Regions from separate parts of the Homo sapiens genome. Here regions 2, 3, 4, 5 and 6 are each linked to region 1. A link is an interaction called in ENCODE POLR2A ChIA-PET data of the cell type or tissue named here. Cell type or tissue: A673. All regions are shown on one strand. Each heading gives the region's core, and the rest is flanking DNA. Links, peaks and the distances in the headings are about the cores only.

Region 1 (5,708 bases), core at 778-4,777:
GGTGGGGCTAGGGGGGAGGGATTGCCTTAGGAGATACAGCTAATGTAAATAACGAGTTAATGGCTGCAGCACACCAACATAGCACATGTATACATATGTAACAAACCTGCACGTTGTGCACATATACCCTAGAACTTAAAGTATGATAATAAAAATAAATAAATAAATACATAAATAAAAAAATAAAAAAATAAAAAAATGATAAGTGCTATGATTGGATAAACACTGTGTTATGAAAACATACTATAGGGACATTTGATCAAAAATTGGGGGTATAGGTAGATTAACTGAAAGTTGAAAAGTGGTCAGGCAAATGAGGAGGAAAACAACAGTCGTGCGCATGGAAAGAACAGCACCTTAGGAGACCCGGCAGTAAAGGAGAGGATGGCGGATTTGATGATCTGAATGTATAGCTAAAGCCTGCAACGGGAGAAGATGCTGGAGAGGTGAGCAGAGGCTAAGAGTTACAGGTAATGTTGCATGATCTGACCTTTATTCTTCAAGTTGTGGGAGACCACCGAAAAGTGTTACACAAGGGAGGGATATGATCAGATCTATGTTTTAGAAAACCACTCAGGATCCAGTATAAAGAATAGAATTGTAGACGGTAAAACTGCAGGTAAAGGACTGGTTATGCTGGTACATTCACGAAGTTGAGAGGAGATGGAGGCCTGAATTAGAGTAATTGTTTGGGCATAAAGAAAATTGGGCAGATCAGAGAGATATGAATCAAATAGAGTCAATGGCACTGAAAAATTTGTATCCCTGAGTCTCATGCAGTGCTTAGCGCATAGACAGCACTCAAAACAATGTTTATTGGACACATCTTTCTGAATGTTCAGACAGGTTTTCAAACTCATTGTTTCCATAACTGCATTTATCTTTGCCCATGAAATCTACTCCTCTTATTGACTTTCTTTTACTGGACCTGTCATTAACTCCTTTCTATTCACCCAAGGCTATGAATCATTTATTCCTCATATCCCATGCCTAACACATTACTTTGCACAAATAGGCATAAGTATTCCGTAATTTTTGTTTAAATAAATAACTATTAATTTATTCAAGCTCAAAACTCCAATGTGAGTGAAGCTTACCCAGGCACATTAAATCAGTGGACAGAGTGGAGCCAATCTTGGAACATCTCCTGAATCCATCTCCTCTTTCTGCTAGTACTTTTTTTTTTTTTTTTGGACAAAGGCAATATTTTCTCCTCATATTTCACTCTGTCTCCAAGCTATGTCCTCTTCAATTCATTCTACTATAGCTGCTAGATAAATATTTTCAACAGACAGTTTTTTTCTGTTGTCATAGTTTTCTTCTCAGAATGTTCAGTGACTTCCCTTTGCCACTATAACTTGACCCTTGCAATCCTCCTTGATTTTCATTCTGATTTTTTCTTTATTTCTCTCACTTCCCCACTCACTCCCCATCCCCAGCCAGGCTATTTCAGCCATAATAGCGCTATCATGGTTTGTCAAAATACCATACACTTTGCCACATCTTGACTCATGTTGCTTTTTTTTATGGGAATTCTCTTCATTTTAGATTTTACTTGTCTAAAGTCTACTACACTTCCTTCAAAATTTAGTCCTGATCCCTATCTTCTCCATGGAATCTTTGGGGTCTTTCTCCAGCTAGCAATGACTACTCTATTCTGAGCTCCAAGAGCATGTTAATTTGCACATGTCTTGTGGTACATGTTGCTTTCGTTTAAATGGTTATTTCTACTCATGTCTTACCCCTTTAATACACTGTGAACAAGACATGGATTGTGTGCATCTCATCTTCATGGCCCAGTGACACCTATTGTGCTGCTTTACAAAGATAATACGTCCAATAAACATATTGAATTAATGGATTATAAACAGACATTCAAAATCCATTCCTGGCTAAACAAAAGAACTATTTTGCCATTCTCCCTCTAATTTAATTCTGAATAAAGAGTAAGCTAGTACTTTAAATAAGACAGATATCGGTAGAAAAGCTTTAGCTGTCATGGGGTCTAGGAAAAGGCTACTACTGACATTTAGTAGTGAGGGATGCTAATTGTCCTGAAGCACCCTGAACAGTCCCACCCAATTGAAAAACATGTATAAAGTTTGAATTTTAGTGTATGACAGTCCTGTCCTGGGGCCCTTTTTTTCCCCTTTTGCATTTTGGTCACAAAATTATGCTAACAATTTGATAAAATAAAGGTCATATAACATCTAGGTGAGGAATTGGCACATAATAAGCTTTTACTCAGTGCCAGCTGTTAATGTCAGTAGCTTCTTTGAAAAATGGAGAAAATAACGCCTATCTCATAGTATTATTATGAGGGTTAAATAAATGACAACATATAAAGCTCTTTGAACAACGGCTGGTATATTGTAAATGCTCAATAAATATTGACTATTACTATTATTGGTTTCGCTATTATCAGTATTATTTGCAGATGCTTCGCAGAGAAAGTTTATATTGAATTTGTAGTCAACTAAAAGCCTCAGGACTTTTTCATATGAAAAGCCAAGTCCATTCCTTGGCAAGCCTTACACCTATGAACAAAATAAGCTCAGTCCTTGCTGTGATTTGCTTCTTTTTGAAGGTTTATGGGAAAGTCAAGGAGAAGTCGACTTAATACCTGTGGCCTTTTATCCGTAGCACTGAGAAAATTATATCAAGGTGAAGAGAAATAATAATTTGATTCTGGGTTTTGCATTCAAATGGATCTGGCACCGTGTTGATTTTTATGTAGTGCAGTAGTTACCTTTTCACTCAGCATTTGGTTTTCTGAGGAAAGAAGTGTATGAAGGCAAACATTTTCTTAGGAGCTAATTTTTCCTTCCTTCCTTCCTTCCTTCCTTCCTTCCTTCCTTCCTTCCTTCCTCCCTCCCTCCCTGCCTTCCTTCCTTCCTTCTTTTTCTTTCTTTTTGCACCATGTTCTAGTGGAGCTTTAGGATCTGTCTACCTCTCAGTTTAAAATTAGCTTTCTACTTGCTTTCATGACAATTGTTACCCTAAGTAGCTCACAAAGTACATCCATATATATTACCTAATTTGATTTACACAACAGCCCATGGGTTAAGGATTTTGCTAATGAGGAAATATAGCAAACTTGTGACTCATACAGAGAGTACATGACATTTTGAAGATTCACCTTTGGATTTGCTGGCTCTAAAACCTAAAATTGACAAGTGTACTATTTATTATAATGACAAACAACTTCAAGCAGCCATCCGTTTCAAAGATTCTTAGAATCTGGTTGGTGGGGAGGACAATGAGAGACAAAAGAGAGGAAAGTCCTGCTTTGTGGACTGTTTCCTATGAGTCAGGCATGATGTTAGGCAGTATGAGTTAGTCGTTTCATGTAATCCTCTATATGGAAAGCATAGACAGGGAGAACTAGAAAAGTTAAATAACTTAGCAGGCCCCAAACTGTGCACAACCTGTGTGCAAATTTTTGTAATTTTGTTTAAAGCCCAGAATGCTTCCAGTATTAAAATTGTTCAAAGTGATGGTTGATTTCTCAGTCATCTCACAAGCCCTGCTATCAAATACCATTTTTAACATTGGTTCTGAGGAAGGTGAGTTAGTTATGCCTTCAAACCTATGATATATGGAAGAGGATTTCCCTGTTAGTATTTATAGGGGCACAAGACAGGATGGCCTCAGCCGGAGACATTTGTACCTAATGGTAACTTAAAAAATCTAGTACTGATGAGTCTAGGGCTACATGTTTTCTATCTTCTTTGTTAGAACTTAGAGGAATCAGAATGTTTCTTGAAAAATACATTTTTTTCCCCTTTCATTAACTCTAATTATAATGATCTGGGAAAAGAATTATTATAGACCAAATTTACTCACACTTATTTTCAGCTATTTAAAACACTTACTAACTAGAATTTAAATAAATATTTTAATGGTTCTGATTAAAGCATGAGTAAGAAAACATTTAACTGAGTTATTTCTGCCCAAGTTAGTATAAAAATTTAAGAAACCAAACGTTGTGAGATGAGCAGTCATCAAACATTTTATGCAAACTCTTTGTTTATGTATTTCAGAGCTATAAAATTTTGTATTCAGTAGGTATGCATACTTCCCCATTTCATCACAAACTTACCAATATTTTGTATTTGTGATTATTTTCTAAATAATAAAATTATTCTGTTTTACCTTTCAGTTATATCATTTCTGTATGCCTTGGTTTTTACTCTATTTAAAAAAAATCTAAAGAAAAGAGGAAGTGCATCTGCTATTTGTGGGCAGATGGCATTAGATGAATATTTTAAAAGCAAGTTCTAGAAATCTATCAGAAACTTATACAACAGGTATATGTTTATTATTCAATGCTTTCATGAAAAAATAGATTTTTCAACTCCTGAGGTTATACTGGTGAACATAATTTAAAATAAAACCTGAGAAAAGTAAAAGAGATTAAATAAATATTCACGAAAATGCCCTCTTCAGGAAATAGGGTCATTTGAACAGTCTATTCCATTAAAAATCGCTTTATTTCACCCAAATTGGTTACTACACAAGGAAGGAAGACATAAGAAAACTAAGGGATTGAATCTGAAATCTAGACCAAAGAAATGACTGAACTCTCTCCACTGCATTAACCACATGGAATTTAGCACACAAAAAATCTAGAACTGATCATTTTTTTAACCTGTATACTCAGAGTAATACCAAATATACATTTAAGTTCTATGTCAAAATTTTATTAAAAATTGATATTTATATTAATATATAAATACTGATAAACTAAAAAGTAATTTGAACTCTTATAGCATTTTGGATGATCTAAAATAAGAAATTATCTAAAGGTGACATACTAACAATCACTTATAATGATCATTAAAGTTAGTTCACAAGCCTAATAACAGAATAGACTGTGAAATCCTTAGCATCATTTGATTATTTACAAATATCACTAGAAATTAAGCCAAATGATCTTTACCTAAAATATAAATAAAATGGAAATTTTAACATTTTAAATCAAATACTAATAACCAGACTTACTGATTAGCCATTTTAATGTTTGAAAGTTCAGTCTAAACAATTTATAACTATTACATGGATGATTTCTCAGAAGTTTGCTTATCCTACCACATAATTTCACACTCTGTTTCTCTCTTTCTTTACTCTTTAACTGTTCCTTTTAAGATCCATACATTATCCCAGACCCTTAGGAGCTGTTGAAAAAATTATGGAAAATGCAGGAGGTTGTTCTAGACCAGCAAGTATCAGCATTACCTGAGAGCTTGTTAGAAATACAAATCCCGGACCCCATCCTGGACTTATTAAATCAGAATCCCCGGATAATTCATATGCACAATAAAGCTTGGGAAGCAGTTGTTCTAGGGGGTGCATGAATACTTCAGAAGCTCAATTAGTACCAGATAACTTTCCATTTCCAACCAAGCCTATTCTTGGTCATCTTGAGTTAGAAGTGCTTTGGGATGGAGTCTGGAATGTCCTGTGCTTATTGCCCAGGAGAATGCCCCTGTATTTGAAAATCTGCTGCTCATGCAGTCTCCTAGCTGCTAGAATGAAGGGCTAAGGCATGCAGTCTTGCCCCTTCCCCCAAGAGCCAAGGGAGCAGACAAGATTGAATGAATCATTACAGGAATGCGCTGACCAGGAATACTGCTCTGGTTCTCTCTCCTTCCAGCCACACTGGAGCATTCCTGTCAGGACAGAGGTAGAAAGCTGGAGCTGGGACA
Region 2 (4,000 bases), core at 1-4,000, 240 kb before region 1:
ATAATCCACTTTAAAAATAATTTTCTTAGTATTCCTAAAAAGTAGAGGTGATGGTCTTTTTGATGCATCAACTCGTCTAGGCTACAGTCACCAGTTACTCTGCCAAACATTAATCCAGGTGTCTCCGTGAAGATATTTTATAGATGTGATTTAAGTCCATAATCAGTTGATTTTCAGTAAGGGAGATTATCCTAGATAATCTGAGTGGGCCTGATTCAATCAATTGAAATGTTTTAGAAGCAGAGTTGAGTCTTCCCTAAAGAAGAGAAAATTCCAGCTGTGGACAGCAGCTTTAGTCTGTGCACAAGAGTTCCAGACTCCCCTTTCTTACAGCCTGCCATAAAGATTTTTCAGTTGCCTAGGCAGCCTCCACAATAGCATAAACCAATTCTTTGCGAGGCATCTCTTAATGTACATCTCCTACTAGCTCTGCTTCTCTGGTTACAGTGAAGATTCGATGTCTTAATGAATGACTAACCCTGACTGATATAGTAGGCTAGTGCAAGGCGTCCTGGGGGTTGTGTCAGAGAATAGACAGAGTAAAAACTACTTGCTTTAAATATACACCTTACCATTTTAAATTTCATTATTGGATAGCCACTCACTTATTTGTAAGATTTTATAAAAATTCAGGATTTCCAGAAGGGGTAACAGCATAAACTATTCCTATGAAGGCCTTCACCATTAGAGGTTCCCTACTCCTGCTTGAGGTGCTTCTTGGCACTTCATATGAACATATGAAGGAGAGCTCTAAGGACCAGCAAATGAGAAATTACTAAGTGGATCTAATGTACACTATTTAGGCGATGGCTACATTACAAGTCTAGACTTCACCACTATGCAGAAAATCTGTGTAACAAAACTGCACTTGTATACCCTAAATCTTTAATAATAATGAAAGACCAGCAGAAGAGTAAGCATCAAATGGAAGCATTGCTACTGTGTAGCTTGGCCAAGGGCCAGTCCTCTCAGAACTAGTAATTCTCCAAATTTCCTTGAATTTCTAATGAATTACAAGTTTGACTTCTCCCAGGTGGCCAAGACTGTAAATTATAGGAATGTATACCCAAAGGATTTCATTATCAGAATGGAACCTACCAAGATGCTCTAAAATATTAATACTCTTGCCATTCTTTGTAAAATCTATAAATTCAAGAAAAAAGAATTTGATTCAAAGACTATGGAGTCAAATAATGCATTTACAGATTAAACTGTTTGCAATGGTTAGTTTTATTTTAACTATACATTAAATATGGGTACAGATTGAATAGAAAAAGAAGGCTAGCCTACATATGGAAGCCTTAGTAATGGCTTCAGCAAATTTCAGTCTGTCAAAAACATGATGTATATTTGAAATTGGTGACCAATTTGATCAATTTTTCAAAATGTCATCAGCTCAACAAATATATCCAATTATTTTGAGATGTTTCTGCAGATTTTGTTTTGCTATGTTGGTTCTATGAATCAGCCCTTTATGGTTAAGAGACTAATGGGCCTGTCCTGAGTTTGGAGGATTGAGCCAAATAGGAGTGAAATCACAGATATTGCTATAGATATAATACAATGTGCTTATTCCTATGTTTATCCAGGATGCAATTTAAAATATGATTATTTTAAGCTAGATTTACTATTGGGTTTATTTTGTTGTCCTTGGTAAATGTCACCACAAAGTAGTTCCACTTCTATTTTCCTCAAGGGAGCAGAGATGCTCATGAACAGTTGTAGACAGGGGCATAGTGTCAAGTTAAAGCAGATATGGAAAAGTTTCTACTGAGAGAGAGAAATATTTTAAACTGTCCAGAATATTAAAAACAAATAAGATTTATATATCAGAAAAATACTCTTCTAGATGTAGTGTCTTACTTCATCGATTAATAACTAATTGTAGACATAATTTTACAGCTTCCTGAAATTATTTTTATTACAATCTAGTTGCTAAGGTCATTTTTTGACAGGATTCTAAAGTGAAAATGAGGACTTTACCAGTGATTTCCTGTGCTGATGATGTACTTCCTTAAAAAAGAAAAAGAGAAAGAAGGAAGGAAGGAAATAAGGGGGATGCGGGGAGGGAGGGCAGTAGAGCAACACTTATTGTCTTGTTCATTTCAGGCTAGACTTCATGAATAATCTTGTTTCAAAGTAAAGCTCCCTTTAGTTATACTGTGAAATTACAGGGTGTTTTTCCTTCAGAGACCTCAAAGTTCTCTTCTGGTATCAATTTGTCAATAGCCCAATGCCTTCCATCCTGTAGTGCCCAGAGGAGTCTGTTCTAGCATTATTTCTGCAGAGCCTTTCATAAGCCTTATGACAACCCAAGGTAAGAAGCATCAATTATGACTGTAAAGTTTTGTTTTGTTTTCCAAATGCTTACTTAACTAACAAACAATATACACATGAAAAAAAAAGAATGGCTTTACAAAAACTGGAAAACTTAAGGGCAATATACTTACATCTTTCTAAAATCTACTCACGCTTTCATTCAAATATTATATTAATACATGTTAGGCATTTAAGACAGTGCCTGATGAAATATACTCAATAAAAATTAATTATTATCACCTTAATGATATCCAGCAATCTCACAACTATTTTTTATTAGTTACTGTGACTTATGGCAAGTCATTTAACCTCTTCACCTCAGTTTCCTCATTTTTTAAATGAGGCTTTTACCTACATATTAGAATTAACATGACTAAAGATACATAAAACCATATTTAAGTTTTTATACAAATATAAAAATACATATTATTTTTATATTTGTACTAATAATTATACAAGTTATTAGTATAATAAATATGGGTCTTGAACTTTAGGCACTTTCGAAATTTTAACACTGATAATAATAAATCATATAGAATATATATTATCCCCACTACTAATAAACTGTGGAAAAGGTAATGCCGATGTTCTGTCATTACAGATAGATTCTTCTAAAATAAAGTTCTTCTCGGTGAACATGCATAAATTCGTGCCACTCTAAGGATAACTGTAGACAGTCTCATGAAGTTATGAAGATCTGTTCTGTAACACTGAGGGGCAAATCAAATAAAATAGAACTTAGGCAATTTTATAAATCTTTCTTACTGGAAAACAGTGGTAAAACCAACAGTCCAATATACCACTGAAACTGTCATATAGTCATGAATCAGTATTTGAGAATTGGAGGGAAAACTGAGGTTTGGGCTGGGATTACAGAATGTCCTCTGAATGTCAGAGATTACGACCTAGAGCAGGTTAAGTTGCTTGTATCTGAACTCTGTGTCATTGTGATCCTTCTGACTGTACCCATCTCTAAATAAAAGCACTTAAACCCATGGTACTTAATGACAGCACCAGTGACTTTGATATTTCCCCATCTACTGTTATGTAGATATTGTATATCTCCATTATGTAAGTCTCATATCTCTAGAACGTTTTTGATAGGCAAAGGCCAGGGTCAATCCAAGGGTCTGGTATGTTATTAAGAGTGACTTTTTCTTGTACTTTTGGTTTCACAGTCAATTGTTTCAGATAATCTTCATAAAAAAAAAATTAAAAACTCCCTGAAACCCAGAAAGTTTGAATAAGTGACTTGTCCAAAATTACTTGATCAGGCTTTTGTAAATATATTTTGAATTGGATCTTTATATTATCTGTTAAGTACTTATGATTTGTGATCACTGAGCTTGCAAATAAATACAAAATAAGAATTATGGCAACTTACTTTTGTATACCACTTTCCTCCTATTTTATCTAGTACTGTGCATTTTATAAAGTACCTTCACCTACATTATTGCATTTAAAGATTGCTTATAGAGAGATGAAGCGAAGTATAAGAAACGATGGTAGTATATTATGTATTGGGAAACACAAGGAGAGCTGAGCAGGATTTACATTAATTCACAGACAGCACAATGGTAACATTTGTTACTGTTGAGATAAATCTACAAAAGAAACTTATTTTAAAAGGAAAGCGAAATACAAGACTTTGCAGTTTCCTTAAGCTAGAATGTCCTTCTAT
Region 3 (5,708 bases), core at 657-4,656, 180 kb after region 1:
AGCTAATCTTGTAAAAGGGTTAAGTTTTTATCTGATTCACATTTATTTGAATCTCACAATTCAAATAAGAGAGAAAAACATATCCAACTTTTCTTAGGCTGGAGACACTGAGTGGGATATGAGATGTTACATAGTCATGAGACAGTTGCTCTGAATAATAAGTGAAAACCATAAAACCTACAATATTTTGGCTTGAATAATAGATCATTAGGTAGTTATAAAAGAAAGGATCTTGATGATAGATTTAAACAGGACTCCAAAAATATATAGATAATTCCCCTGTGAGAAGCTAAAGCTTCCTTTCTTCATACATGTAATCCTAAGAACAATATTTTGTTTTAATTTAAACCTAAAATTACAAAACTAAGCCATGCCTGATGCTGGAAAAGGCAACTATTTTCACAAATGCAGTTACACCATCTTGGCTTGAGAGTTTTGCAAATATTCATTTGGAAGCTGAGGTTATTAGCCTTTACTCCTGGTACCAGAATGACAGCATAAATCCTCGGACCAATGTACACTGTAGTACATTCATTAAGATACCCCCAGATTTTTGGATTGCCTAGTTATTAGGTGACAATGCTATGACATTTTGTGTCAAGGGGCAGTGGCAGCTGTCACAAAGAACAGCAGGTGGTCATGCAATTGCTGTATCTCTACTTTAACTTTTCACAGCTCTTTCAGTTAGGAGTGAACAGTAGCAAATGGGACACCCACGTTACTCTCATTTATTTAACAAATTTGAAAGGTATATTGAGGTGAATTACTATCTCTTGTCAAAGCGGTCTAATGGCTGCTACAGTTACCTTTAAGAGGGTAGTAGTCAGTGGCCTAAGGGATTGAGTGGAAACCACATTGGTTTTAGTGGTAAAAGATATTTGCCAAGAAAGAAAGGGCAGAGAAGAATTCATGGTGATCCTTTGTCTAGGACTTAAAGTGCTATAAAACATTCTTATAACTCAGCTGGCAATCACATAGGGGAGAAAATAGAACTGTTTGGTTTTCCTTGAGTGGTAACCTAAGGTAAATTATATTTTAACAAGGGCTATTTGGGATTGGATGCAATTGTATAAACCCATGAGAATTTTTATTTGTTTTACTTTACTTTTGGATGGCTGTCCAATTCCTACTTTAAGTCCTTAAGACTCAGAATACTATTTCTTTAATCACTAGCTTAGCACAGTTTTCTGTGCAAATTTTGAGTACCGGGCCACTGGCATTTCCTAATTCAGAAGCAGATATTTTTTTGAATGTGGTCTTGAATGCTTTGTCTTCTCCTTCAATTTCTCATGAGGTTGGAAAACATTTATTACATTTTCTTCTAATTTATTAGAATCATTTACTTGGAATATTTAGATATTCGGAGATACTTTCAGGTATTCACAGACTATCTCCAAATTTTGCATCAAAATTTACAACGTCCCCTAGGTCAGTGATCCCTAACCTTTTTGGCACCAGGGATCGGTTTTGCGGAAGACAATTTTTCTTCCAGAGGAGGTGGGGGGTGATCATCAGGCATATTAGATCATCAGACGTTAGACTCTCATAAGAAGCGCGCAAGTTAGATCCCTCGCATGCGCAGTTCACAATAGGGTTCGTGCTCCTATGAGAATCTAATGCCCTGGCTGATCCGACAGGAGGCGGAGCTCAGGCAGTGATGCTCCCTTGCCTGCCACTCATCTCCTGCTGTGTGGCCTGGTTACTAAAAAGGCCAGGTATGGCCCGGGGGCGGCGGCTCACGCCTGCAATCCCAGCACTTTGGGAGGCCAAGGCGGGAGGAGCACCTGAGGTCAAGAGTTGGAGACCATCCTGGCCAACATGGTGAAACCCCGTCTCTACTTTAAAAATACAAAAATTAGCCAGGCGTGGTAGTATGTGGCTGTAATCCCAGCTACTTGGGAGGTTGAGGCAAGAGAATCTCTTGAACTCAGGAGGCAGAGGTTGCAGTGAGTGGAGATCGCGCACGGCACTCCAGCCTGGGCGACAAGAGCGAGACCCTGCCTCGAAAAAAAAGAAAAAAAAGGCCAAGTATGGTAATTGTCCGCGGCCTGTGGAAGCAGAAAGGAAATTATCTTAAGATTCTGAGTTTCTTTTTTTTCTGCTGAGAACTAGCTGTTCCTTTGAAAATCACTTCATTCTCCTCAGTAAACTTGGCTGCATTCTCTTTCTGCTAGAATATTCTGTAACCATTTGAGTAGTGAGTGTAATGGGGTCAGGAACTAAGAGATTGAATCAGACCAAAAGCATTCTTCAAAAACCTACTATGTGCCAGGACTCTCTAGGTTAGTCAGTGTTACCACAAAGAGGGAAGATTCTGTTTTATCTCCAAGAACAGTTAAACGCTTATCTTTAATTTAAGTGCTGGATTGAGTGATTCAAGGTGTAGACAATACAGAGGCTCAGAGAAGGAAAAGACTGAAAATACTCAAGACCAGAATCATTTGCTTGAAATTAGTAACCTTAGCGTTTATTTACAGCCTTAGAAAAGTCCAAATAATGAAGTCAAATTGGTAACAAGATGAAAAAGCTGACACAAGTACTCCGTGTTCACATGAAAATAGTAGACTAAATAGTAGGTTGCTCTGATCCAGCTGTGACATTGAAAAATGTCACTTTTACTTGTTAAGTATTATTGCCTCTGAATTCTTTTCTATGTAAAACTCGAAGGTCACCTGACACCGTCAGGCAATTACTTCCTCTTTCATTGTGCATGTCAATGGCTGATAAAGTACACATCATTACAGTTTAGGAATGCTCTATTCTTTTCCTTTTACACTGGCACCTCCTTGGTGATATGCATGATTTGGCTGGGGTAGAGAAAGTTAGTAGGAGTAATCACACAGTTGCATGCTGTGAAGAAGAGTGAGCTTTATTTACAGCACAGCACTCTGATTTGGCTTTAAGAGAATTACATCAACTAAAAATTATACATAATAGACTTGGCAGAAACACAAGCTGGTGGTCAGGCCTGATTATATCAAATAGAAACACTTGGAAAGTAATGTTTCCAGGCTCTTACTCAGATTTATAACAGGTGTCCACAGGACAGTAATCCTCATAGATCCTTAAATGCTTTCTAAATGCTAAGGTTTTGAGCTAGAGATATCCTGTGGCTGCTTGACAAAAAGCCTTATGCTAATTAAGATCTATCCAAGTCTCCTGATCTAAGATAAGTCAGAGCCTAAAAGGAAATCATGTTGGGAATTGATTCTCTCACTGTGATATAGTTGCCATAAATTTTGGAGGAATTTTCAGGCTACAGATATAAATCAACTTACAGAAAAAATTTAAAAATAATATTAGCCAGAAAAAAATAGACATTGAAAAAAGTCACTGATAATAAATAATTAGTATATATAATCATTAGTATTGTTTGGGTTAAATTTGCCATTGTTTTCCTCAAAATAATATGCTTAGGGCTTAATGTAATTGCTTTCAAAGGACTGGTTTGTATGAGTGGCTATAACATATGAGCCTTTGTTCTAGCAAATAAATTCTAAGAAAAATAATAATTTGTCTGCTTGATTGTTTTTTGTTCTAGATTGTGAGTTTGATAATGGCAAAGAGTGTCAATTATTTCCACGTATATTGACAGTACCTAGCACAATTCCTGTCTCATATTATATACTCAGAAAATGTTGGGTGACAATGCTGAACAAAAATATTTTCAATTGTGAGTTTTCTTAGGAATAACAAGAACATTAAGGAAAGCAAACAAAAAATGGATAGGGACTAGAAATTGTTAAGGCATTTAGTTGTCTGAGCAAAACAAGACCTATATTCCATCAGATCCATTTTTAAGTAAACTAGAAATGTAAAATAAAGTAGCAGAGTTCTTGAGTTAATGCAGTAATTCTTCTGTTTTCTTTACATAGCAATAAGCAGATTTTCAAGACTTATTTAGATATGATCTTGGATTTGTTTTGGATTTATCATTTGAGCAAGTTCTGCCACCTCGACTTCTGCATTTAGACTCTAGGAAATCATTTTGCCATATGGTCAGAACTTTTTTGAGTTGGTCAATAACAACCTGAAAGGTCAATAATAATGAAAATAAATTTGCAACTGTTGAGAAGAACTCTTTCATAAGAAAAAATGTAGCCAGGGATAGGCAGTTGATGTAATCATGTATGACAAGAAGTGTTCAATGTAATTATTCTAGCAGAAAGAAAAATAGTTTATTAAATTTGCTTTGAATTTTACATTTGAGGATCTCAGAGATATTTAGTCTTGTCTGAAATATGTTCTAACCTATGAGGACATACTAAATTCAATGACTAAACTACATATACATCTTTAAATTGATAGAGTTAATTTTCATTTTCAGATCATGATATATAGTATATATAAACTTCTCAGCTATAATATGAAATATGGTATAATATGGAAATGTAAAACATATACTTGGGGAGTGGGACTGTATGTTTTCTGTCTAAATATTCTGCTTTTTAACATCAGGATTGTAATTTTACAAATTATTTGAATGACCAAGAAGCCAGCCCTGCCTATTAGGTAGGTGTATTATAAACATTTTGTAGATGAGCAGCAGAGGGTAATATATTGCAAAATTCACACAAGTAGTAAATGGCAGAGAGAGAATTTGAACTCTGGCATTGGACTTGGAGATTTCTGTTTTTAAATGAAACATTATATAAGTAGAAAAAAATGCTAAAGTTCAGTTTAATGACCACCATCCCAATCCCAGTCTACTTCTCCTTGATTTTCCTCAAAGGTAATTAGTGACCTCTCCGTGTGTTGCTTATTCTTCTAGACCTTTCACTGTGTCTTTGCATATGTATATATGTACTCTTAGAGAATATTTAGTGTCAGGTCCAGGATACTAAATTTTATAGTCTTAATATATAAGTGATGTAATACAGTTTTTGTCATTTTGAAACAACTTTAAATTCAACCATATGTTTCAGAGACACTTCAATTTTAACATATTTAGTTCTACCTCTTCTTTCTAACATGTGCATAGTGTTCTGCAGTGTGACCATATTTCCTTTATTTTAACCATTTCTTTCTGTGATGGTTAATGCTGAGTGTCAACTTGATTGGATTGAAGGATACAAAGTATTGGATCCTCTGTGTGTTTGCCAGAGTGTTGCCAAAAGAGATTAACATTTGAGTCAGTGGGCTAGGGAAAGTAGATCTACCCTTAATCTGGTGGGCACATTCTAATCAGCTGCCAGCAAATATAACGCAAGCAGGAAAACATGAAAAGTAGAGACTAGCCTAGCCTCTCATCTTACATCTTTCTCTCATGCTGGGTGCTTCCCGCCCTTGAATATCAGACTCCAAGTTCTTCCTTTTTGGGACTCAGACTGGCTCTCCTCCTTGCAGAAAGCCTATTGTGGGACCTTGTGATCGTGTAAGTTAAACTCCTACATATATCTGATTAGTTCTGTTCCTCTAGAAAACCCTGAGTAATACACTGTCTTATGAACAATAAGGTTATTTTGGTTTGGGAGAGAAAAGATGCATATTTATGGTAATAACTTGATTTCTATTAATTTCTCAATTTTTAACTATAATTGGACATTGATATTATTACTTGCTCTTCCATGTATCCATGTATCTATAGTTTTGTTTTCAAAATTGTTTTATAAATATTGAGTGATAGTCTTATTACATCAGTTCAACTTATCATGTATTTATTGAATATTTGCTATGAAGAATACTCTGGTTTAAGTATCATGAAAACT
Region 4 (4,000 bases), core at 1-4,000, 340 kb before region 1:
ACTGAAGGGTGGACTCAGCTTCTGCCTCAGTTCTCACTAACCACAGATGGGGCCAAACATCCAGGCTAAATGGAAAAGAAATGAAAAGGAAATGACTCAAAGGTGCCCTAAACTAATGTAAACAGAGAAAATGTTGAGATCATCTAAATAGATGCAAAATGATTTTCATTTTAAAAACTGCCAATTTATAAAGAAATAAGCACAAGGAGCTATGGCTAAGAATTATCCTCAGAGAATAGAGGGCAGTATGATAGAAAAATCCAAGGAGCATTTATAAAAAATGAAAGGAAAATCTATATATAGTCTTTTAACTTCATAGGGAAGGATGGGGGACATAGATTGTCATAAGATTGTGAAGGATTTCACTCTGTAGCCAGATGGCTTAATCCACTTGAATTTGGGGGTTGCTTCTTTAATAAAGCCATCCCTGTAATGAATGGGCCTTTCAGCCTCCACAAAGCAAAAATGGCAGGGAGTGTGTCAACCTCCAACAAATTGTGTGGGAGGTCAGATGATCGATAAGAAGTCTCTCTCACTGTCACCTTAAAGAGCAATGGCTACAAAAATGTGCACCAGGGTGGAAAAACGGTGGTGGTGAGGGGAGGGGGTGTGGCTAAGAATTCTGAAAAATAGAAGGGCGTGTGTGTGTTTGTGGGCGTGTGTGTGTGTATTCTACAGGCAAGAAGGAAAGATGGTGGCATGGATCTGTTTAATCAAATAACAAGAGAGAGAGAGGACTATAGATTAATCTCCTGTCATCTACTGACATCTGTCAAATACAAGGTAGCTTAGAACTATAATTCCTTGGAATGTTTCAACAAACTATGATAAGAACCATAAGAGAAATAGCATAATACATTTTTTTTAAAGATAGGAAACTTCAGAACATTTCATCAAGATGTGTTTGGGTCATGATGGATTGTACTATAACATTTCTTTTAACAAAATCCCAACAATGGTTACATACAAACCTCAAATTCTTGGGTACTCAAATATGAAAATGAATGTTAAAATGGATTTTTTTCATAAAATTAATAAAGGCAAGTGCCGTGAGCATAACTCTCAAATACTTCTTTCCCAAAGGGAATATCTGGGATTGCCTCAGGTTATAAGGCTTGTAAGGAGACAAGAAATGCTAAGTGGGAAGTTACACTGTACAAGCCTAGGAAAGAAATTATTTTAACTTGCCTTGTTAAGGCTAATTAGCATAGATGAAAAGAGCTAGATAACTCAGAGTATTCATTAGCTCCCTCACTCCACTAAGCAACCTCCCCAAAGTGCTAATATCTTTCCTACTACATTCTTAAAATGTTTCATATTCACTATTCATGATTCACACTTTGAAAAGACCAATTTCCTGATTAATGCCTAAATAGAAAGAGTATAAAATGTCTCAAAAATTAGCAAAGGCCTCAAAGGTGTAAAACTGCTATTGTAAAGGCTTTGTAAAGGAAAAAAAAAGAAAAAAAGGAAGGAAGGAAAGAAGGAAGGAAGGAAGGAAGGAAGGAAGGAAGGAAGGAAGGAAGGAAGGAAGCAAGCTAACCTAGAACTGTTATTAGCTTTTCCCACACACCCACTCACTCTCACACCCACACATCCTTTCTCTGAAGAACTGTGGGGATGCAGTCACATTCTCAGAGTAAATGTATTGAGATTTACCACATTTCAAAGCTTCAGGGTTTTGTTCATTCTCATTCCTCTTCACAATAAAGACAATATTGATTCCATAGCATTCCCCCCTCTTTTATCAGAATTGTTTGCACAGTAACTCACACATGAGTAAGTGACCAACTTTGCATTATTTGTGCTAGATAATGATTTCCATTCCTTTACCACCAGATCCTCTAATGGGCTGATTTCTCAATTCAGTCATCACTATGGTGGTTCATCTAATTACAGATGTTCACGGCTAAGAATAAAGTTGTGCACCAGCGAAAAAGTGTTTCATCTCTGTCCACTACCAACAGAGGGTAACCAACAGATTATGAATAACCCTTTATTTGTCTTTCCCAACCCCTTTCTGGAGGTGAATGAAGAGATTGTTTTTCATTTGCTTTGTCTTTTTCTAAACAGAAGACAAATACACTCACAGAAAAGATGAATACCATTGTCTCAAGTCAACATAAGCGATTTTCAACACCTTCTAATTCATGTATTTCTTTCTCAATTTCCAGCTACTGCTTTGAGTCATTACAATTTATTATGTCACCATGATTATGTGGGCTGCAGCCAGACTGATTCTTCTACTTTGATCATGGCAATCCCTTGCCCTAAAACCTTCAATGGCATAAAATATCAGAAAAAATATAAACTCCTTCGTTGATCACTCGAAGTCCACAATAGTTAGACCCCAACCTACTTTTATATTCTGTTTTATAACAATAAAATAAATCTCTATGCTTGTCTCCCTGACACATTTTAATCTTTTGTGACAAAATACCTTTTCTACTGCCCTCTTCTCCCTGAACTGCCCTCATTACCCACAAAAGACTCCATTCTGGCCTCCCTAAGTAGTGAACCTAGTCGTCCTCCCAGTCTCCACTCATGTGTCCCTGTCTTTCTAAAGTCATTCAGATTTCATGTGATTTACTAATTGTGTTACTACATGTGTAACGGCTTTGAAAAATACCTTTATAAGACTTTTAATGTAAAAGACTTTTAATGTAAATATATAAATCAGAAAAAGTCTTTGTAACGTTTAGCTTCAAAATATGTAAACAGCACTTAGGTACATTAACTGCCAAGGGCCTTAGCTCATATTCTTGTTTTGTGGTTATTTTAAGGTGTATCTTATTTTCCTCAATCAGAGTAAACTCCTAGAATGTAATTTTTCAATAGTTAACATTGCCCGGACAGAGAACCTCATACAAACTTTGTGTTTACCTTACATATGAGAATGTGGAATTCACAAATGATGTCTTATAATATAGTTGTTATCGTTTTTTTTGTTTTGTTTTGTTTTTTGAGACGGAGTCTCACTCTGTCGCCCAGGCTGGAGTGCAGTGGTGCGATCTCAGCTCACTGCAAGCTCCGCCTCCCGGGTTCACGCCATTCTCCCGCCTCAGCCTCCCGAGTAGCTGGGACTACAGGCACCCGCCACCACGCCCGGCTAATTTTTTGTATTTTTAGTAGAGACGGGGTTTCACTGTGTTAGCCAGGATGGTCTCGATCTCCTGGCCTCGTGATCTGCCCGCCTCGGCCTCCCAAAGTGCTGGGATTACAGGCGTGAGCCACCGCTCCTGGCCCTAGTTATCTTTTTAAATAGCAAATTTATCTTCTAAAATCAACAACAGGCTTGAAAGTAAAATATTAATTATAATGTTTAAAATCTTCTGAAGAGCTTTTTTTTTTTAAATCCTGTGAAACATGCAGACAAAAAGTTTTAACTGCCAGCATTTTCCACCTGATGTTAACAAATTCCCTTATTGTTATCAAATTGGCTACTGGAAGTTGTCTGGTATTTTAAGAAAATCTTAGATGCTTACAAAGCATTTATCATAGTTGTGACTAAATAATCATTTTTATGTTTGTGTAACATCTTTATTCCCTACTAGACTATCCATTACATGAAGGCAGGGATTATGTCTACCTTGTTCATTTTCATATCTCCAGTACTTAGTATAGTACCTGGCACAGGACCCAGGACCTGGTAAACATTTGCTGGATCAATGAATTAAAGAACAAATAATTTTTAAAAATGAATGAATTAAAGAACGAGTAATATCAACAGCACTCCTACTTCTCTGGGCTCTGATCCATCATAACTGTACAACTCTTCAGATGTACTTACCTGGGCTGCAGCTTTAGTTCACCAAGATCTCTAGATCCTTTTCCTTGCTTTTTTCTCTTGCCTATGAACTAACCTTGGTGAGTAGTCCCAGCTGGAATCTCCTTTCTCTGTGTAAAATATTGGCTTTGAATCAGTGGCTTTCATTTATCAGGTTTGTCAGGCAACAGAAGCAGCAGAAAATGCCAACAGAAGAAACCAGAGCGGTACGTG
Region 5 (5,708 bases), core at 718-4,717, 400 kb after region 1:
GAAGTAAGGGGAAAGGATAGAGAATATTTGTAAAAATAAGAAGTATTCTTCAAAATAATGGAGAAACATTTGTCATATATATATACATACGAAATAATTCATAAAATGAACATATAAGACAGAGGAATACCCATACTGAAATGGTAAAAAAATAGAGCATATATACACTTATTTAAAACTTTCATTTAAATTCCTAAGAAATCATTATTCTACAGATTTCCCTCTCTATCTGAAGTACAGTAAAATTAGAAATTAACATTTAAATGGTAGCTTTAAAAATGTTTCATATTTGAAGACAATTTAGTATGTTACTAAATAATCCTTAGGTTAGAAAAAAGTCATAAAGAACTTTTAAAAATTAAAAATACTCATAATTGATATTTTAAAAACTATATGTCACATTCTATGTGACACAACTAAAATAATCCTTACATGGACATAATGACCCTAAATATATTTAAAATATGTATTTAAACTATCTAAATAGATGACTTAAACAAATGGGTTAAGCATTAAACAAAATAAATTAGAGAAAAAAGCAACGGAGGAAACCCAAAGTAATATGATGGAAAGAAAGAATAAAGATAAAATCTGAAATCAATGAAATAAGCAGGAGAAAACAATTAAACAAACCAAAAACAGGTTCTGCATAAAGACAATTATCTCTTTGACAAGACTAAATTAGAAAAAAATAGAAGAGTTGCAAATAAACAAAATACATACAAAATGAAGTCTATCTTAAAACAAAATATTTAAAAGCAAAATTATGAACTATGCAATAATAATTTTAGATCTCATGGGACTAATATAATTTGATTCCAAGAACCAGATAGCAGTAATACAAAAAATGAATGTATAGCTTCACGTTTTAAGAAAACAACAAAAATTCTAGATAATATATACGCTAAGAGAATCTAGCTATGCATTAAGAATTAAAATACCGTCATTTTCCTTGGTTTCTTCAAGAAGCAGACATATTTGTCAGAGGCATTTGAACCAGAGCAACTCTATCTTGAATAGGGGCTTGGTAAAATAAGGCAGCACCCTACTGCGCTGCATTCCCAGACAGTTAGGCATTCTAAATCACAGGATGAGATAGGAGGTCAGCACAAGATACAGGTCTTAAAAACTTTGCTGATAAAACAGCTTGCAGTAAAGAAGCCAACCAAATTCAAGATGGCCACAAGAGTGACTTCTGGTCGTCCTCACTGTTACATTCCTACCAAAGCCATGACAGTTTACAAATGCCATGGCAATGTCAGGAAGTTACCGTATATGGTCTCAAAAGGGGAGGGAATGAATAATCCACCCCTTGTTTAGCATATAAGCAATAAATAACCATAAAAACAAGCAATCAGCAGCCCTCAGGGCTGCTCTGCCTATGGAGTAGCCATTCTTTTATTCCTTTACTTTCTTAATAAACTTGCGTTCAGCTTACTCTATGGACTCACCTTGAACTCTTTCTTGTGCAAGATCCAAGTACCCTTCTTTGGGGTCTGGATCAGGATCTCCTTCCAGTAACAAATTCACAAGCAAGCAGGATATTTAAAATGTGAATCCAGAAAGCATTGGTAGAGAAGTGAGAAAGAGATTAAGAGAAGGCTGTTAAAGAGTTCATTAGCCAGGAAGTCACCACTGTGGGCAAGTGATGTTATTTCATGGGGAAGTTCTAGGACCTCGAGTAGTACATGAGTGTAAACTCACCTAAGTAGCATGGGACTTTTGTTTATAAATGAATCTGCATCATTTTTTTGGTTGAGGGTTGCTCTTTATAATTATGATGCTACCAAATAAATCAGTATTTCATAGTATTAAATGTTCCCTGAAGTAGTCTCAATCAGTTAATACAATTTAAACTGTAGTGTTCTTTGAGATATATTATTTAAAGCAAAATCCTGCTTTTCCTGTATACAAAAAGGTATGCAAAATACGTGAACTAAGAATGCTTTCTTCCGTTTCCAACATGATTTTCCTGTGTAATGTAATTAAATCTTTGAATTTTCTGAGGAATTTTATTTCTGAAGAAAAATGGCTATTGGCTTTTCATAGAAGAATATTGCCTGTTCATTTCTTAAAATAAAAAGTTAAAGTGTCTTCTTCACATTTTTACTCCTTCTTTCAAGTGAAATTTGGATTAAGGGTGAGACGTTAAAGAGAAGATGTCTTTCCTGAACACACACGCACACACAATGCAGTCTTTGAATTAGACTGCTGAAATGTTCTCTTCTTATGGAGATTGCTTATGGCTAGGTCTATTTTCCCTGCAATGCCTCATTAGCTCTGAACACATTTTTCCCTAGATAAATGTAAAAGCTCATCCTCATTAGACTTCACTGGGGTGGTCTGAATTATTTGATCCATTCAGAAAACAGATAGAAAAAAGACTACCCTGCAGGGAGCGGCGGTGGGGGGTGGCTAGCATGAATGATAGTGAGCATTAGCATTGTGATTTTAAGCTTTGGGTAAAGCTACATGAAATTTTCGAAAATCTGACGCCAACACCAGGCAATAAATAGCATTCTCAAGCAGAGAAAGCATTCTTTCTCTTGCATTTTATTAAGTACTTTTGTAACTGTAATACTTTTTCATCTTCCCTGGAATCATTTTGCTCCTGACACCATTTTATCGCACCAAATCACTTAAAACAAAGCTGAGTTATTTCATGGTAAAGGGACTTGGATGTGCATTATTGCATTTTAGGATGTACCCTTCTCCAACTGTACTACCAATATCCTTCATGAACTTTTCTTCTTACCACTCCTATTGCAAAAACTTCAGTCTATCCTTTATGCTGTGAAAGGAAAATTAATAACTAAGCTAAAGGGAAAAGTCAACTATGGAACTGCTTAGAGCAAACCTGCCTCTCATTCTACTCAAAGTTTATTCCTCTGCTTACTGAGATAAATGCATATCTGATTGCCTCCTTTGGAAAGTCTAACCAAAAACTCAAAAGGATGCAAATATTTGTCTCTTATCTACCTATGACCTGGAAGCCCCCTCCCTACTTGGAGTTTTTCCGCCTTTGCTTTGAGTTGTCCCTCCTTTCCGGACCAAACCAATGTTCTTTATTTTTTGAAATAAAGTCTCACTCTGTCGCCCAGTCTGGAGTGCCGTGACGGCATCGTGATCTCTGCTCACTACAACCTCCACCTCCCGGGTTCCAGCGATTTTCAAGCCTCAGCCTTCCAAGTCACTGGGATTATAAGCTATCACACCCGGTTAAATTTTGTATTTTTAGTAGAGATGAGGTTTGCCATGTTAGCCAGGCTAGTCTCAAACTCCTGACCTCAAGTGATCCACTTGCCTTGGCCTCCCAAAGTGCTGGGATTACAGATGTGAGCCACTGCACCAGGCTCCGATGTTTGTTCATCTTACATATATTGATTGATGTCTCATGTCTCCCTAAAATGTCCAAAACCAAGCTGTGCTCAGACCACCTTGGGCAGATGTCTTTCGGACCTCCTGAGGCTGCGTCACAAGCAGGCATCCTTAACTTTGGCAAAATATACTCACTAAGTTGACTAAGACCTGTCTCAAATATTCAGTATTCACAACACAACACCAGTGGCAGAATTTTTCTTTAAAACTGCCCATGTCCGACATCTAATTTAGGTATTTACAAAGTTTCTTGTCTTTTCTTCAAAATAATACCTAAAACATTATCTTTTAGTTTTCTATTCATGAGACTGCATCCATCACATACATGATCTCTACCGGCCATGAAATTGTGTCTCTTTTCATTATAGCATTAAAATCTGGCATATGGTCAGTATAGTGTATAGTTATCGAAAATTATAGTATAAAAATGATTAAATAAATAAAGCGATCTGATCTGCACATCACATGAACATTTTCCTATATAAGTCATGATATAATTTCAAGTTCAAAGTATGACACAGAATTTCTCTTACAAGTAAAATTTATTCTACTTCTCAGACATGTTTCTAGTAAGTCCTTTAACAAAGGCTATGCTCAAATGATACTCAGTTTTCCAGTAGTATATCATTGTTTCTCTTCTCTATGCCTTATCCTAATATTTTATTATGAACATTATCAAATACATAAAAAATTATTAGAAATGTCATTGAACACCTGTGTTACTCCCTACTTAAATTCTACAATCAACATTTTGTTATATATCACAAACTTATCTACCTATCTATCCATCCATCAATCCACCTTATTTTTATACATTTCAAAATGAATAACAGATATCATTATATTTTATCCCTAAACCCTTCAATATGCTTAAACTTATAAGTTAAATGTTTGTGTTTTTCTAGATAAAATTAACAGGGTGAAATGCAAAAATCTCAAGTATGCTAGTCAATAGATTTTTCATATATGTATATATATTTTGCAAAAAAATAATGTGTATATATATATTATATATATATATGTATTATTTAAAACTGTCCATGTAAGACATCTAATCCAGGTGTTTATATATATGTAATATATATGTTATATGTATATATATTTGGCAAAATTAATTAAATAGCATACTTAAGATTTTATATATGGTGATATATATTTTCATATATAAAATCTTTATGCTATTCAATAAATTTGTCAATAAAACATATATGTCTATGTATCTATATATAGTTGTATATATAGATATACAGATAGACATATATGTTTGTATCTGTACCATATATGATAAATAAAATCATATGTACAGTACATATATATTTTTATCTGTGTGTAACTGTGTAACCCAAAATTATTAATATACCAGCCACAAAATTCCCTGATGTCTCTTTCCCAGTCAATCCTAGCTCCCTACCCTGTTAGTTTCAATTACTGTTCTGTTCTTCTTTTTAAAGGCATAATTGTGCTCCTTAGAATTTCATATAAATGAAATAACAACGTATGTTTTCTTTTGTATAAGGCAATTTTCACTCAGAATACTGGCTTTGAGATTCATCCATGTTGCTGCGCATATCAGTAGTTATTTTTATTGCCAGGTTGTATTTTGTTGTATTAATATAACACAACGTTTTCTATTCTGTTGATAGAAACCAGGGCTATTTCTATGTTCTGGATAATATGAATAAAGCTTCTATGAACATTCTTATACAAGCCTTTCTTTTCCCATTAACTTTCATTTATCTTGGGTAAATACCTAGGAACTGTTGGATTAAAAATTAGATGTTTATTTAATTTTATAAGAAAGTGCTGAAACTTTTCCCAAATAACTTGTATAACTATGTACATTCACCAACAATATATTAGAGTTTGAGTTGCTCCATAAGCTTGCTACTATTCAATGCTGTCTGTTTATTTATTTATTTATTTATTGACGTGGAGTCTTGCCCTGTCGCCCAGGCTGGAGTGCAGTGGCATGATCTTGGCTCGCTGCAACCTCCGCCTCCCCCGTTCAAGCGATTCTCCTGCCTCAGCCTCCCAAGTAGCTGGCACTACAGGCACGTGCCACCACACTCGGCTAATTTTTTGTATTTTTAGGAGAGACAGGGTTAGCCACGATGGTCTCCATCTCCCAACCTTGTGATCCACCAGCCTTGGCCTCCCAAAGTGCTGGGATTACAGGCGTGAGCCACCGCTCCCGGCCCGGCCCGTCTTTTAAATTTTTTTTTTTTCATTCAACAGGAATTTATTGAATATGCACTATGTGTCAATTATGATACAAAGAAACTGGGTTTTTACACAGCTTTATATATATATGTGTATGTATAGGTATATAT
Region 6 (5,708 bases), core at 1,063-5,062, 66 kb after region 1:
TGAATTCTGCGTCACCACTTAATGTCACATTTATTCCAGAGGCTCTCAGGGAATGCATGTGTGTGTGTGCACATGTGTGTAAACAAGAGCAATGACAGAAAAACTCTTCCTCCTCACTTTTGTATATGCAATGAAGGAAAGAGTCTATACATAATTCCCTCGCCTGTTCCTACTATACTTTAAAGCAAATTTACTTTCATGTCTCAAAATAAATTTAAAGTGGCAAACATATTGCAGGAAAGAATCTCAAATATGTCTCTTATTCTTTCACTAATACCCCACAAATAAAATTCAGTTTAAACTCTTCAAATACATGCTTGCTTTTTGCATTTTCTTTAAGAAGGAGGCTGGGCATGGTGGCTCTTGCCTGTAATCCCAGCAGATTGGGAGGCTGAGGTGGGAGGAACACTTGAGGTCAAGAGTTTGAGACCAGCCTGGCCAACATGGTAAATCCCTGTCTCTACTAAAAATACAAAAATAAACTGGGCGTGGTGGCGGGCATCTGTAATCCCAGCTTCATGGGAAGCTGAGGCAGAAGAATTGCTTGAACCTGGGATGCAGAGGTTGCAATGAGCCAAGATCATGCCACTGCACTCCAGCCTGGTGTGATAAAGTGAGACTCTGTCCCCTGCCACTGCCCCCCAACCAAAGGAAGAAGGAATTTTGTCTCTCATTTTGTAATTTATTGAACTTTAGATACTAGAATTCCATAGGGTTAGAAAAAATGGCTCAAACTCATAATTAGTTTGGAGGGATTTGATGCAGATTTTATTCATTTTTCAACAATCAAATCAGTCTTCTATGTTCACTACTTGTGAAGCAGCTCTACCGAAGTACCACTCAGAGAAAGAACATCACCAAATCTTTTATAAAATGACTTCTCTTAATTAAATCTTACAACCCAGATTTCCATTCTCCCAGATACACAAACAAAAGCCTATTATAATGCCCAGTTCAGAACAACCAAATAAAGCCCCAGGTTGTTGCCTATACATTTGAAAATAGAAGAATTCCAACAATGACAGAAGACACAAAACTATTTAATTAAGGTTAAACGAATCATAAAAAAAGAAACAAATAACTGGTTCATGCTCAAACCATATCAGAACCAGATGAAGTTTAAAACTGTTTCCACACTGGATCTTAAGTGACATACATGTTACAATCTGGTTTTTAATCTTTGCCCAAATATTATATTTACCTCAAGTAATTAACCAAGGTTGAGGGATAAAAAGAAAATAATGAACTTGGTTGCATGTTTATTGGCCAAAATACAAGCTCCTCACTTACTTTGATATGGTTTTATAGCTTAATATTTTGTTGTTTGCACTGTCTTTACTGTCAGTTTTCCTGAATATTCTTTCTTTTAATACTTTTAAGTGTCTTGGTCCAATTCTCCATAAAGGAAAGGAAACGCAGTGTTCCCAGTCTTTCCTTTGGTTTGTAGGTCCTGGAATCGCTTTTGTGTATTTTGCTTAAAAGTTATTGGGTTGTCACTGGCCAGGTGCGGCGGCTCACGCCTGTAATCCCAGCAGGTGGGAGGATCATGAGGTCAAAAGTTCAAGACCAGCCTGGCCAACATGGTGAAACCCTGTCTCTACTAAAAATACAAAAATTAGCCGGGCATGGTGGTGCATGCCTGTAATCCCAGCTACTCAGGAGACTGTGACAGCATAATCGCTTGAACCTGGGAGACGGAGGTTGCAGCGAGCTGAGATCGTGCCACTGCACTCCAGCCTGGGTGACAGAGCGAGAGCGAGACTCCATCTCAAAAAAAAAAAAAGTTACTGAGTTGTCACTGGATGAGTAATGGTTTTGAATAGGTGTCTCACACTGGGTTTTATGGAGTAGACAGAGTTAACTAAATGACTATTACTTCTAATTTAGTACAAAAATGGAGCTCTTTATTAAAACAGTAAAACGTTAACTGGGATTCCTAAGAGCCATCTTTAAAAGATTATACAAAGAAATGAAGACCTGGAAAAAAAATCCCAAACATCTAGGTGCAATTAGATACCATTTTCATTATCTGTAATTGTTACCTACTTATTCCGAACTCAATCTTATCAGACTCTGATGAGAATGCTCCTTTAAGACTCACCAATTTCTCTTAATGTAGAAGCAAAACAAGCCTTTCTAGATTGGAAATGTGCACAGAGATTAAAAGTAGCTTCCCTCAACTTGCTTGATTTTATTTTCCTGAGGTGATAATTGTATTTTATAACTTATTTTTTGGTTTTACAAAGGCTTCTGTTTGCCTCACCAATATAATGAATCAGTTGTTCAGCTAAGAATTTATTCAAAAGCTAAGAAAAAAAAATCATAGTCATTGCTGCATGAAGTTATTTGATTACCACCTTCCAATTTCTCTTAAATCTTATCTTTGCTATTTACTACTTCTTTCTCAATCCCAAATTGTTTACAAAAGTGTAACGCAAAAGTGCACAAGAAAAAAAAGTCACATTTGGATTTTTAAGAAAAATTGAGTATACTGTATCAGGTTTTGAAGTTTATCAGCAAATAATTTCTATAGAGTATAGAAAACATTATAAAGTGTATATTGAATACTAATTTTAATATCATTTATTCTCATCATTTTCGAGACAAGTCTATCATTGGACTATGACTCTGCCAATTGTCTAAATTTTTTAAGCCCCAAAATTTCATTGCTTCACAGTAAAAGCCAAGGAAATACATTGTAAAGAGAAGCTGTTATTAATATTCAAGCTCTCTTCCTAAGGATTAATGAAGAGCAAAAGAACAAACAATCTAATAAAAGTACCAATCTTTTTCCTTGGATGATTAGATAAGTTGAGATCTTAAATTCCTAATTATAGTTGATACAAAAGTAAACATGTTACAGACATATATAGAAATTTAGAGCTGTTTATGAAGCATTTCTCTCCCTCCCTCCCTCCCTCCCTCCCTCCCTCCCTCCCTCCCTCCTTCCTTCCTTCCTTCCTTCCTTCCTTCCTTCCTTCCTTCCTTCCTTCCTTCCTTCTTCTTTCTTTCTTTTTTTCTTTTACTTTAAGTTCTGGGATACATGTGCAGGACACGCAGGTTTGTTACATAGGTATACATGTGCCATATTGGTTTGCTGCACCTATCAACCCGTCGTCTAGGTTTTAAGCCTCACATACATTAGTTATTTGTCCTAATGCTCGCCCTCTCTTTCTTTCTTTCTTTCCTTCTTTCTTTCCTTCCTTCCTTCTTTCTTTCTTTTTCTTTCTTCCTTCCTTCCTTCCTTCCTTCCTTCCTTCCTTCCTTCCTTCCTTCCTTTCTTTCTTTCTTTCTTTCTTTCTTTCTTTCTTTCTTTCTTTTTCTTTCTTTCTTTTTCTTCCTTCCTGCCTCCCTCCCTCCCTCCGTCCCTCCTCTCCTCTCCTCTCCTTTCCTTCTTTCCTCTTTTCTCTTATTCTCTCTCATCTCTATTTCTTCCTATATGGAAATTTAAACAAATGGATATAGTAGACAGTGTAGATTGCTTTTCCAAAGGCCATTACTTCTTTCTCCCCATTCCTGGTTAACAGAGTCCTGATTTTGTTCTGCTGTCATCCAGAGGTCTCCTGATGTCAGGAGAGTCAGGCATAATGTAGGGGTGAAAATGAGATAAAGGAGAAAGCTGATGGGTGTCTCTGAGAAGGGAGAGGCAATGCCCTGTGTTTCCTACCTTTGAAAATAGTTATGTGGTCCAAGATTCTTGGTGCTACTGTAGTCTCCTTAAGGCCAAAATAGAAAATTGTAAAAATCCAACTCAGGACCTTGACTGGGCTGAACTTTGGAACCAAACTTGGAACTGACCCTCTCTCTAGAAATATTTTATTATGAGAAAAACTAGTCTGCTATTTACTAGTCCGTATTTAAAGTAACGCTATTCTTTCTCAAAAATAAATCAATGATTCATTCTTATTTTAACTAAAATAATGATATTATTGTTTTAATAAAGCTCATGTGATATGGTTTGGCTGTATACCCACCCAAATCTCATCTTGAATTCCTACATGTTTCTGGAGGGACCTGGTGGCAGGTAATTGAATCATGGGGCAGGTCTTTCCTCTGTTGTTCTTGTGATAGTGGATAAGTCTCATGAGATCTGATGGTTTTAAAAAGGGGAGTCCCCTGCACAAGCTCTCTTCCCTTGTCTGCTGTCATGTGAAATGTGCCTTTTACCTTCCGCCATGATTGTGAGGCCTCTCAAGCCATGTGGAACTGTAAGTCCAATAAATGTCTTTTTTTTTTTTTTTTTTTTTTGTAAATTGCCCAGTCTTGGGTATGTCTTTATCAGCAGCATGAAAACAGACTAATATATCATCTTGCTGTAACAAAATTACACATCATTAAAATGTGTAAAAAACTACTTAAATTATCCTACTACCCAGAGATATTTATTTAAAATAAATAAAAATCATTTACATACGTGTGAGTACATATATTAATATATACATTTTGATATTTCATAAAATTTTTTCAGTTGACTTTTTTCTGAAAAAATGAAATTAAACTGAAATAGAAGGAATTCAAAACTTTTTAATGTATGTTTTCACCTAAAGAGACATTGCTTTCTTCAGTACATTTTTGGGTAGTTAAAAATTTAAAAACAAAACAAAACCCTGATTTTAAAAACTGAGAGTGTGAAGTCTTCCTTTTTAAAAAATTGAATTGGCTGTCAAGAATGGTATACAGTATCCATTGGCAAGGACAGAGATTCTCTGAACAGGGTGTTCCTGGGCTTTCCCTTGGCTGTGTTTCCAGCTGTTTAGATTTCAACGATCCTTGCCCATTTTCTTTATTGTTACTATTATTTATTATACTTTAAGTTCTGGGATATATATACAGAACGTGCAGGTTTGTTACATAGTTACACATGTGCCATGCTGGTTTGCTGCACCCATCAACCGGTCATCTACATCAGGTATTTCTCCTAATGCTATCCCTCCCCTAGTTCCCTACCCCCCAACAGGCCCCGGTGTGTGATATTCCCCTCTCTGTGTCCATATGTTCTCACTGTTCAACTCCCACTTATAAGTGAGTACATGCAGTGTTTGGTTTACTGTTCCTGTGTTAGTTTGCTGAGAATGATGGTTTCTAGCTTCATCCATGTCCCTGCAAAGGACATGAACTCATCCTTTTTTATGGCTGCATAGTATTCCATAGTATATATGTGCCACATTTTCTTTATCCAGTCTATCACTGATGAGCATTTTGGTTGGTTCCAAGTCTTTGCTATTGTGAACAGTGCTGCAATAAACATACGTGTGCATGAGTCTTTATAGTAGAATGATTTACAACCCTTGAGTATATACCCAGTAATGGAATTGCTGGGTCAAATGGTATTTCTGGTTCTAGATCCTTGAGGAATCACCACACTGCCTTCCACAATGGTTGAACTAATTTACACTCCCACCAACAGTGTAAAGGTGTTCCTATTTCTCCACATCCTCTCCAGCATCTGTTTCCTGATGTTTTAATGATCGCCATTCTAACTGGCATGAGGTGGTATCTCTTTTTGGTTTTGATTTGCATTTCTCTAATGACCAGTGATGATGAGCTTTTTTTCATATGTTTATTGGCTGCATAAATGTCTCCTTTTGAGAAGTGTCTGTTCATGTCCTTTGCCCACTTTTTAATGGGGTTGTTTTTTTTTCTTGTAAATTTGTTTAAGTTTCTTGTAGATTCTGGATATTAGCCCTTTATCAGATGGATAGATTGCA

Evidence for each region. Peaks named below come from ENCODE experiments on the same cell type or tissue, not always from the same donor. Only the 100,000 strongest peaks of a DNase experiment are listed, where the experiment ranks them.
Region 2: POLR2A ChIA-PET joins it to region 1 with 16 read pairs; 1 of 35 experiments calls an interaction of 5 or more read pairs at or near these places.
Region 3: POLR2A ChIA-PET joins it to region 1 with 6 read pairs; 1 of 35 experiments calls an interaction of 5 or more read pairs at or near these places.
Region 4: POLR2A ChIA-PET joins it to region 1 with 30 read pairs; 1 of 35 experiments calls an interaction of 5 or more read pairs at or near these places.
Region 5: POLR2A ChIA-PET joins it to region 1 with 7 read pairs; 1 of 35 experiments calls an interaction of 5 or more read pairs at or near these places.
Region 6: POLR2A ChIA-PET joins it to region 1 with 18 read pairs; 1 of 35 experiments calls an interaction of 5 or more read pairs at or near these places.

What each region holds. Positions count from the first base shown.
Region 1 is chr1:106,924,474-106,930,181 of GRCh38, reverse strand. No RefSeq gene overlaps it. Among named protein-coding and RNA genes, the nearest start is that of LINC01661, 110 kb to the right of the region's middle. In A673, for the core only: no CTCF peak of the experiment used is centred there; DNase peaks (open chromatin) are centred at 2,131 and 3,151; H3K27ac peaks cover 3,924 bases.
Region 2 is chr1:107,166,226-107,170,225 of GRCh38, reverse strand. All of the region lies in intron 2 of NTNG1 (netrin G1), which reads right to left. Among named protein-coding and RNA genes, the nearest start is that of NTNG1, 27 kb to the right of the region's middle. In A673, for the core only: no CTCF peak of the experiment used is centred there; DNase peaks (open chromatin) are centred at 415 and 2,075; H3K4me3 peaks cover 650 bases; H3K27ac peaks cover 3,735 bases.
Region 3 is chr1:106,743,946-106,749,653 of GRCh38, reverse strand. It overlaps LOC124904233 (a long non-coding RNA gene), which reads right to left and starts at 1,515. Exons shown (of 2, transcript XR_007066260.1): 1 at 1,445-1,515. In A673, for the core only: no CTCF peak of the experiment used is centred there; a DNase peak (open chromatin) is centred at 2,873; H3K4me3 peaks cover 438 bases; H3K27ac peaks cover 682 bases.
Region 4 is chr1:107,260,807-107,264,806 of GRCh38, reverse strand. All of the region lies in intron 2 of NTNG1 (netrin G1), which reads right to left. Among named protein-coding and RNA genes, the nearest start is that of NTNG1, 120 kb to the right of the region's middle. In A673, for the core only: no CTCF peak of the experiment used is centred there; DNase peaks (open chromatin) are centred at 636, 1,316 and 1,676; H3K4me3 peaks cover 1,432 bases; H3K27ac peaks cover 4,000 bases.
Region 5 is chr1:106,520,306-106,526,013 of GRCh38, reverse strand. No RefSeq gene overlaps it. Among named protein-coding and RNA genes, the nearest start is that of LINC01661, 300 kb to the left of the region's middle. In A673, for the core only: no CTCF peak of the experiment used is centred there; a DNase peak (open chromatin) is centred at 2,333; H3K27ac peaks cover 1,155 bases.
Region 6 is chr1:106,858,454-106,864,161 of GRCh38, reverse strand. No RefSeq gene overlaps it. Among named protein-coding and RNA genes, the nearest start is that of LINC01661, 43 kb to the right of the region's middle. In A673, for the core only: no CTCF peak of the experiment used is centred there; DNase peaks (open chromatin) are centred at 2,821 and 3,091; H3K27ac peaks cover 2,426 bases.